Regions from separate parts of the Homo sapiens genome. Here region 2 is linked to region 1. Evidence: chromatin contacts called from ENCODE Hi-C or POLR2A ChIA-PET data. All regions are on one chromosome and are shown on one strand. Each heading gives the region's core, a stretch centred on a gene start or an enhancer-like site at or near the end of the contact. The rest is flanking DNA. Distances are from core to core; before and after follow the strand shown.

What was found. Hi-C counts contacts between places; a loop is a spot of excess contacts on that map. ChIA-PET counts read pairs that join two places held with the same protein, here RNA polymerase II (POLR2A). Pooled maps may share reads with other maps.
Region 2: a pooled map shows a loop between it and region 1 (2.8-fold over the local background). The contact joins the enhancer-like site here to the promoter of PFKP in region 1. A Hi-C loop is called at or near these places in 1 of 37 single-sample maps with no recorded cell type and 2 of 50 pooled maps. POLR2A ChIA-PET finds 5 or more read pairs at or near these places in 3 of 52 experiments (H1 and activated CD4-positive, alpha-beta T cell).

What each region holds. Positions count from the first base shown.
Region 1 is chr10:3,066,298-3,070,463 of GRCh38, reverse strand. PFKP (phosphofructokinase, platelet) reads right to left here and starts at 2,916. Exons shown (of 22, transcript NM_002627.5): 1 at 2,757-2,916. The coding sequence starts at 2,868. It overlaps LOC124902536 (wiskott-Aldrich syndrome protein family member 1-like), which reads right to left and starts at 3,894. Exons shown (of 1, transcript XM_047426132.1): 1 at 3,116-3,894. The coding sequence starts at 3,761. The coding sequence ends at 3,324. It overlaps PFKP-DT (PFKP divergent transcript), which reads left to right and starts at 3,531. Exons shown (of 4, transcript NR_160681.1): 1 at 3,531-3,711. RefSeq lists silencers at 1,198-1,397, 1,484-1,664, 2,078-2,257, 2,678-3,077, 3,088-3,187 and an enhancer at 1,808-1,877.
Region 2 is chr10:2,976,940-2,981,634 of GRCh38, reverse strand. All of the region lies in intron 2 of LOC105376352 (a long non-coding RNA gene), which reads left to right. Among named protein-coding and RNA genes, the nearest start is that of PFKP-DT, 88 kb to the left of the region's middle. Within about 2 kb of position 2,226, at least 2 of the 41 ENCODE cell types and tissues checked have a DNase peak (open chromatin) inside an H3K27ac peak, as active enhancers do.

The sequences.
Region 1 (4,166 bases), core at 1,667-4,166:
TTAATACGTGAATGTGAATATGTTCTCTCATCTCTAGCTACAAGCAATAGTCTTCTATGTCAGGGAAAATCAAGTACTAACATAGAATCAGAATAAAATGGTAAAAGAATGGGGACACTGAGATATTCTCGAGGAATAACCTACTTACTGTAAGGGTTTGTAAATCTGTGGCAGCTAAGACCAGGCCCTCTGAGTACATCTGGAGGTGAACTTCCTTAAAAGAAATGCGTCCAAATGCTCCAACAGGTTCAAGATCGTATCACCGAAGGGTAAAGCTCTTTACAGAGTCTACAAAAAAATTGTGACTTCAGCTCTGCCAGGGAAAGAGTGCCCAGGCGACCCGCCATGGCGGGCTTCCCCAGGGACAGCCCAGGTGTGACCCATGTGGGCTCGAGGCCACCATATTTGATGCCACCTGCAGAGCTGAGGGCAGCTGTCTCCTATTAACCCGAGGTTGCAGCAACCAAGCCGCGTTCCCCACATAATATTGGTTTCCAAAGTATCATTTTCCCCAGAAAAGAAGAGGCGTGGACTTACTAACCTTCAATATGTCTAACTCCTCCCAGGTGGCAAAACCAGGGTAACAGAGAACACCGCGATTCTGCCAATGTATCCTAATCTCACATGCCTGTACACAAACTCCCGCGCATTTTAGCAAGCTTTTGGACATGGAGCTCAAAGGAATGACCCATAAATATTTTCCAATACATGCAGTATCTTAATTTTTTTTCTTTCTTTTTTTTTGTAGACACAGAGTCTCACTATGTTGCCCAGGATGCTCTGGAACTCCTCGGCTCAAGCGAGCCTCCTGCCTCGGCCTCCCAAAGCACTGGGATGACAAGCATGAGCCACCGTACAAGGCCCACAGCACCTAAATTCCAAAATAACCTTGAAACCCTGACTTTCCACCCGCCCTGGTGGCTTCCAGAGATCAGTTCCTCTTCCTGTGCCAAAGGTTTCTTGTCTTTCGCGGCCCAGGTAAGGTCACTCAAGGTGCTCCCTCTGCTTCTGAAGGCCTTTGACTGAGAAGCCACTCTGGGTCCTATCCCGACCCCAAGGCGGCTCCATTCGTACCCGCACATCTCCGGGCCGGTTTAAGTCACGCGGGCCAGGCTATTTCCACTTCACTCTCCTGTTTCTTCAATCCCATCCTCTGCTGCATCACGTTTTCTTTCTCTGAGAACCCAGCCCTGCAGGAAGAACGTTGATGCTGGGGTCCTTTTACTGGAATGCTAACGCCAGAGCACTTCCCGGGGGCGCTGCAGGGCGGGCTGCGGGGCGGGGCCTGGCGCTGCCACCCGGGTCTCCCGCGGGGGGCGCTGGGCCTGGGGAGGCTGCGCTGCGGGCCTGGGGAGCGCGCGGCGCACGGGTGTCGGGGCCGGGGCTCGTGGAGACGACGGGCCGGGCATCACGTAGGCGCTCGTGGCGGGCGGGGCGGCGCCCACAGCGCCTCAACCTGCGGCACCCGCGCCCGCCCCGCGCGCTCAAGGGCGAAGGGAAGGTCACCCGCGCAGTGGGCAGGGGGTGCATCCCCGCTCCAACCCTGTGCAGTGCGCGGCCCCGAAACGGGAGGAAATCCGCCATCCGGGCCTTTCCACGCATCTGCGGCAGGAGGAACCGGGAAAACAAAAATCAAAACCCAGCTCGGGGCGCGCCGCGTCTCCAGCCTGCGCGATCGCTAAGGCTCCCAGGTTGCGTTCGCCTGGGAAGCGCCGATCTACCCGCCAGGGATTGCACGGATCGGGACACTCCATCATCCGGGCACCGGCGCCCCCACGTGCACCCGGGGCCTGGGGCGCGCCGAGTCTCCGCCACCTTCCGCTCTTCAATGTTAAATATCCTCCCGGCGCGCCCGCGTCCGTGGGCCCAGCCTCGGGCCCCTCCTAGAGAGCAGCTTCCACATTGCAGGGCAGGGAAGCCCGGAGCCCGCGCCGCGGCGCCGCTGACATCCCGGAGTCCCCGCTTCCTGATCCTTCCCGTCTGCGGAGGCTGGCGGGGAGGGCCTGGGACCCATTTTGGTTTTCGTTTTTGTCACGAGCCGGAAGGCGACAGCACATGCGAGCGCAGGAAACCCTTTTTAAAAATCTCCCAGCGGAAACGCGAGGGGCTGCCGGACCGCCCTGGAGACGCCAGGCGGGAACCCCGCGCACCCCCGCCGCGTCCCGCATTGCAGCAGCCAGGACCCCGCCCACGCCGCGCAGGGCACGAGGCGACAGGAGGCGCGCGGGGACCCAGCCGTTTCTTCCTCGACATTCTAGGGGGTGGCGTGCGGCGGAGTTGGGGGGCGGGGGGGCACTTAGGAAGTGATCGCGCTGTACCCACGCTTCGGAGGGGACGCCCGGCCCCGTCCTACAGCTCAGAGGCAGAACGACCCCCGAGGGCGCTTCAGGCGACTCCCTCTGCCAGGTTCCATTTAAAACAAAACCGAAGGTGGAAAACTCACTGATCTTCCGGATGGAGGTTCCTACCGCCATGTCCCTTCCTCCCCCGCCCCACCGGGCAAGGACCCCGGGGCTGCCTCGCCGGCTCATGCCGCCCCGCAGGTACCCCTGCCGCTTCCGGGCGCGGGCTTCTTCCCGGTTCTCCCCATCGCTTCCCCGCTCTTCTCCCCGGTTCTCCCCATCGCTTCGCCACCTTTCCCCGGGTCCCCCCCATCGCTTCCCCCCTCTTCTCTCCGGTCACCCCATCGCCTTCGCCCGGTTCTCCCCAGCTCCGTCCGTCCGTCCCTCCCTCGCCGCCGGGAGGGGGGCGCGCACCTTGAGCATCCCCGCCGCTGGTCAGCACGCCGATGGCCTTGCCGGCCCCGGAGAGGTGCTCCAGGAACTTCCGCAAGGAGCCCTTGGGGGCCCGGGAGTCGTCCGCGTCCATGGCGAGGAGGCCGAGGGGAGCCGCACGTCCGGGTGCGCAGCAGGCAATGGGGACCCTGCCCGCGCGCGCCTGACTCGGAACCGCCGCCCCGCCCGCGCCCCCGCCCGGCCCCAGCGCCAATGGGCGGTGACGGGCGGGGCCCGAGCGTATGGGAGGGGCTGCGGGGGAGGGGGCGCGGGCGCGGCTAGGGGCAGGGGCCGGGGCTGGGGCGGGTGTGGGCAGGAGCATCTACGCGGGGGTCGTCGTAGGTGGGGGCCGCGCTAGCGGTGCGGGAGGCGGCAGAGGCAGGGGTAGCGCCACAGGTGGGCGGGTCCCTGCTAGTGGGGCCGCATCGCAGGTGCGCGAGCCTCGCGGGTGGGCTGGAGGACTCTGGTTGGGGGCTCTAGAGATGACGGGAGCGCCACAGGTGGGGCAGGGGCAGCGTCCGGAGGAGGGGAGACCGCAGGGGGCCGGGGTCACATCGTTTGCGGGGCGCGCCAGGGCGGGGCGGGATAGAACGCCGGGAGCATCTCCCGGGGGGGCGAGGGAGACCGTGAGTGGGCGCGAGCGCCGGGGCGGGTGGAAACCCCGCAGTTGCGGGGAGCGCCGATGGCGGGGAGGGGTGGAATGGGGGCGCGGAGACCCCACCTGGACGCGGAGGCTCGCGGCAGGCCCGGCCGCTCGGGCCGTTGTGGGGGCCGAGCCCGGCCGCGCGCACAGCTTCTAGTGGCCCGCAAGATTCCTCCTGGGGCGGCGCTGGGAGCCTCGGGGCTCGGCTTCCTCGACCCCCGCCCCCAGGTTTCCTCTGCAGCCTGAGGTCGGGAAGGACGGACGGAGAGTGGATCCTCCAGGTGGTGGGAAAAGGTGAGCGTGGCGGGCTGGGCCATGACGAAGCTGCCATTTCCCGGGCCCATGGGGGCTGTGGTGCTCCTGGGCCCCCAGCCCCGCCCTTGGGGGGAAGAAGCCGTGGGGTGGAGGAAGGTATCGGGGCGCGACCCTCAGAGACGCCCTGGCGGCGCCCCGGCCTGGGCGCTGGAAAGTCAGAGTGGGGCAGGAGGAGGCGCAACAGGACTGGCCTGGCGGGGAGGCGGGGAGGCGGGAGGACCCTCCCTCCCCACGGACACGCGCGCTGCTGTACGCTCTGCCTGACCTCGGCCGGCTCCACTGGCCAGCTCCACGTACTGAAATACTCACATCCAATGCACTGTGCGGTTGCCCATCCACAGCTTAACAGCCTGGTGCCAGTTACCCTGCGATGGGAGAGGGGGCAGCCCCCATAGAAGCACGGGCTTATGGGACCCGGGTTCCTTCAGTGCTCA
Region 2 (4,695 bases), core at 977-3,476, 88 kb after region 1:
ATGTCCTGATCCTCTAGCTTCCGGCGGGGTGTAAGCAACCCCGGCACGTTTATCCAAAACACGCCCATCCCGCTGCCCTGCAACGCCTTGTGAATGAATCGTGGACCTCCAGCGCCAATCACTGTTCAGGGGCTTCCTGCCTGCTCTGCGCTGTGCCCTCTGGTGCCTCGGCTTTTGGAGAGAGTTGAAAGACTCTTCACTTATCACGCACTGGTCCCACAGTAGAGGACCTAGCGATGGACACGGGACACTGGGCAGGATTCAATTATGTTTCTCAGTTTGATCGAATGCTGCTGAGTCATTTTCTTTCTTTTTTTTTTTTTTTTTGCTTTGTCACCCAGACAGTGGGGTGACCACGACTCACCACAAACCTTGACCACCCAGGCTCAAGCAAATCTCCCCGTCTAGCCTCCTGAGTAGCCGGGGCAACAGTTGCATGCTATCACGCCTGGCTAGTTTTTTATTTTTTGTTTTTTGTACAGATGAGGTCTCACTATGTGGCCCAGGCTGGTGTTGAAATCCTGGGCTCAAGAAATCCTCCCACCTCAGCCTCCCAAGTGCTGGGATTACAGGCATGAGCCCCCATGCCCAGCCTCTGAATCATTTTCTTTAGGTTAGCAAACTATTCGGCCAGATCTTTTAAATACATGAATGCTTTATTGTTTTGTTTTCCTTTAACTCATTCTGTTCTCCACACTCATTTAAGGAGACAAGTCTGTTCATTTCTCCACCAGATACATTTTACTGTAGGATTTGGGAGTGACAAAGCCGCGAGTCATTTAAACAGCGGGGTTGCATGGCTCAGAAGAGTTGACTACTCACATAAGTCAGTGTATTGGCGGAGGAGGAAAAATACTCCTTTAAATACGAGTAATAAAACAATATTAAAAGTAGACCAGGCTGGACGCAGTGGCTCATGTCTGTAATCCCAGCACTTTGGGAGGCTGAGATGGGTAGATCACAAGGTCAGGAGTTTGAGACTAGCCTGACCAACATGGTGAAACCCCACGTCTACTAAAAATACAAAAATAGCCAGGCACGATGGCACGTGCCTGTAATCGCAGCTACTCAGGAGGCTGAGGCAGGAGAATCGCTTGAACCCAGGAGGCGGAGGTTGCAGTAAGCTGAGATCGCGCCATTGTACTGCAGCCTGGGTGACAGAGCAAGACTCCATCTCAGAAAAAAAAAAAAAAAAAAGTAGACCAAGGTTCCCCTCAAGCAACTGCTTTCATTCAAGTATGTTTTTCTTTCTCCTCGGAATGCTCCCTTAGTCACTCACTGGCTGTGCGAATCTGGGCAAACTGATTTTTCTGTCTGTGCCTCAGGTTCCTCTCTGTGACACAGGGAACGTGATCATGCCAACAACATCCTTTGCTGTGAACATCAAACAAACAAACACATGTGATGAAGTTACAACAGCCCCTAGCCCATAGGAGGAACTCAGATGTAAGTATTATTGTTTCAGTGTTCCCTTTGAAGATAAAAGACAAGCCCCAATACTCTGCAAGTTGTCTTGCTCTGTGCTGGACTTTCCACAAACCAGAGGATGTCAGAACAGTTTCCAGAATTTTCCATGCTAAAAAAGAATCATATGAAATTGTGGCAGGCCAGGTCTCACTAATGCAGGCCTCCGTAACAACAGTTTCAGTAGGCCTTTCCTGGGCCTTAAAGCATGACAAAATAATGAAGGAATTCTTAACAGGGCCCATTTAGGATTAAACAAGTTTTATTGGGGCCTGAAGGAACTGCCCAAACCTCCATGATTTAGCAGGAGACAAGATAAGGGTAATCACCCCGGAACCTGGACCATTTGGTGAAGTAAACTTACTGAGGCTCGAGAGGAAGGTCTTCAGGACTCAGATATTAGTTATAGACTAGAAGAAGTTTATCATCTGTGTCTTTAGATGAATGCTTAGAAGGTAGATAAGCTCTGGAAAACTTTGTAATTTTGAGTTTGTCTGGCAATAATTTCCAGGTCTTCTCCCTGTAACCGGTGGCAGAAAATAAAATCTCTCTTCCTCCCCAGTTCATCTGCATCTCATTATTGGGCTGAGAGAAATAGCCGCCTGCCCCTCAGTTTGGTCTGAGAACAAAACATCTGAAGCATGCGATTATTTTCGCAACACTTGTCTTCCGTTTCTGCCATAGCCTGTTAAAGGAGTTCTGCAATGTGTGGGGCCAAACTGCAGCTCAGAGAGTCTCCAGTCAAGAAGGAAGCTGGCCAGGAACTACTGGACGCTTGGAAATGTCCAGCCTGTCCCCAATTCCTGTTCCCCTGGGCAGCTGCCCCCGCCTTGCTGAGGGCTTGAGTCTCCTTTCTCCGACAGTAACATTTACCAATGCTAACATGTTTGTTTTCTCCTCTTTGGAGAAATGTTTGTGATAAATATGCAATATTGATTGCAGAGGTACTGATTGTGATGGCTTATTTAATATGTATTGTTCTGGAATGTAGATCAACTTCTATATTGAAAGGCAGAAATGTCTGAAGTGGTTTAATATTTACCCTGCTTTGCTGCTTTCAGATTGAATGCTTACATTTTTGGTTTCTTTTTCTTTTTTGAGGCAGAGTCTCGCTCTGTTGCCCAGGCTGGAGGGCAGTGGCGCCATCTTGGTTCACTGCAACCTCCACCTCCCAGGTTCAAGTGATTCTCGTGTCTCAGCCTTCTGAGCAGCTGGGACCACAGGTGGGCGCCACCACACCCGGCTCATGTTTGTATTTTTAGTAGAGACGGGGTTTCGCCATGTTGACCAGGCTGGTCTCCAACTCCTGGGCCTCAATCAACCCACCTGCCTCGGCCTCTCAAAGTGCTGAGATTACAGGAGTCAGCCACCACACCCAGCCCTGAACTTTTACTTTTAATTATTCCAGAGACAGTAACAATCAAGATATACCAATTGTGGCTCAAAGTGAGAAGTGAGAATTCTAGCTAAAATTGTAAGAAAAAAAAAAACCAAACTGTAACAACCAACCTACCAGATAAAGAAGAGAGCCAGGATTTTTAATTTTAAAATTTCTCAGAAATGTTATAGAAATGTATCATTGTATTAAATGCAAGCTGTATTGATCAGATTTGTGAAAATTCAGTTTTCTTTCCTAGTTTTCTTACAGCCCTGGGATTTAAATGACTTTTCCAGAAAAAAAAAACCAAACCAGAATAATCCATAATTTGTAAGGAGAAAATCAAGACTGGATAATTATTTTACTTTTGAAATTTTTTTCTTGATTATAGTTTAAAAGGTAGATTGGAGTCTGCAGGTACCATAAGACTGAATTTACAAGGATTTGTTCATTGTTTTCAGAGAATGAAATCTGTATTCAGCATTTCAGACACTAGAGGGAAGCGTTTGACTGACTTAAGGCTCCTCCAGTTCAAGAGGAGAGAGAGAGGGAGAGAGAAACTCAAATGCTCCTCTGCGATAATGTCCATTTTTTTGTTGTTGTTTTCCCTGATTTTCTCTCCCTTTTTTCTTTCCCTCCCTCCTTCCTCACTTCCTTCTTTTATTTTGTCTTTCTGTTTTCTTATAAAGGCAATCTTCTTAAGAGCTCAAATGAACATTCATATTTTATGCATTTAGAGAACAAAGAGGCCATGAGGTGTGTTCTCACTGTAATGGACACCAATCACGGTGTGAAATCACGGCACCTGGTTTTGGTCCTTAAACACCATTTGAAACCTTTGTTAGGTCAGTGGATATTAATTTCTGGGGCTATGTTTCCTCTCCATTTTTCCTGGGTTCTTTATTCCACCTGGAAGACGTTTCCCTCTGAAGTTGCTGGAGAGCAGAAGCAGGCCTGAAGCTCATCCTTCTAGGGAGCCTGCTGAGACTGTGACCGAAGTGTGAGTTCGTCACGGTCCTCACAGTCTTCATGGTCCTCACAGTCCTCCCTGGCTGCAGTGCGGTAACCGCACCCTGGCCCTTGGTGGACCAGGCAAAGAGGCGCCCTAGTCGACAGGGAGGAAGGCTATGGGCTCCTGCACTTTTTTTCTTTTCTTTTCTTTCTTCTTTCTTTCTTTCTTTCTTTCTTTCTTTCTTTCTTTCTTTCTTTCTTTCTTTCTTTCTTTCTTTCTTTCTTTCTTTCTTTTTCTTTTTTTTTTAAGACAGGATCTCACTCTGTTTCCCAGTCTGGAGTGCAGTGGTGCAATCATGGATCACTGCAGCCTTGACCTCCTGGGCTCAAGCAATCCTCCTGTCTCAGCCTCCCGAGTAGCTAGGACTATAGGCAAACATTACCATCTGTAGATAATTTTTAAAATTGTTTTTTGTAGAGACAGGGTCTTCATATGTTGCCCAGCTTGGTCTCGAGCTCCTGGCCTCAAGGGACCCTCCCACCCCAGCCTCCCAAAGCATGGGTATCATAGACATGAACCATCAAGCCCAGCCTCCAGCACTTTTTAAAAACTTTAAAATAGAATTAATAACAGTGGTTACTTTATGGGGTTTTGAGGATCCTATGATCATGGCATCTGGCATACAGGAAGTACTCAACGTTTATTACTTATTCTTGTTTTAAGTTCTAGTTATTTTAAAATCTCTTATTTCTTGTTAAAAACAGGTTGGAATTATTGCACTATATTGCACTATAATAATAATGATAATAATAATATTGTAACTGGTAATCCTTAAAATCTTCCTCCTAGACCATATAAACTGCTAAATGTTGAGAACTATGATTCTTGTTTGACATGTAGG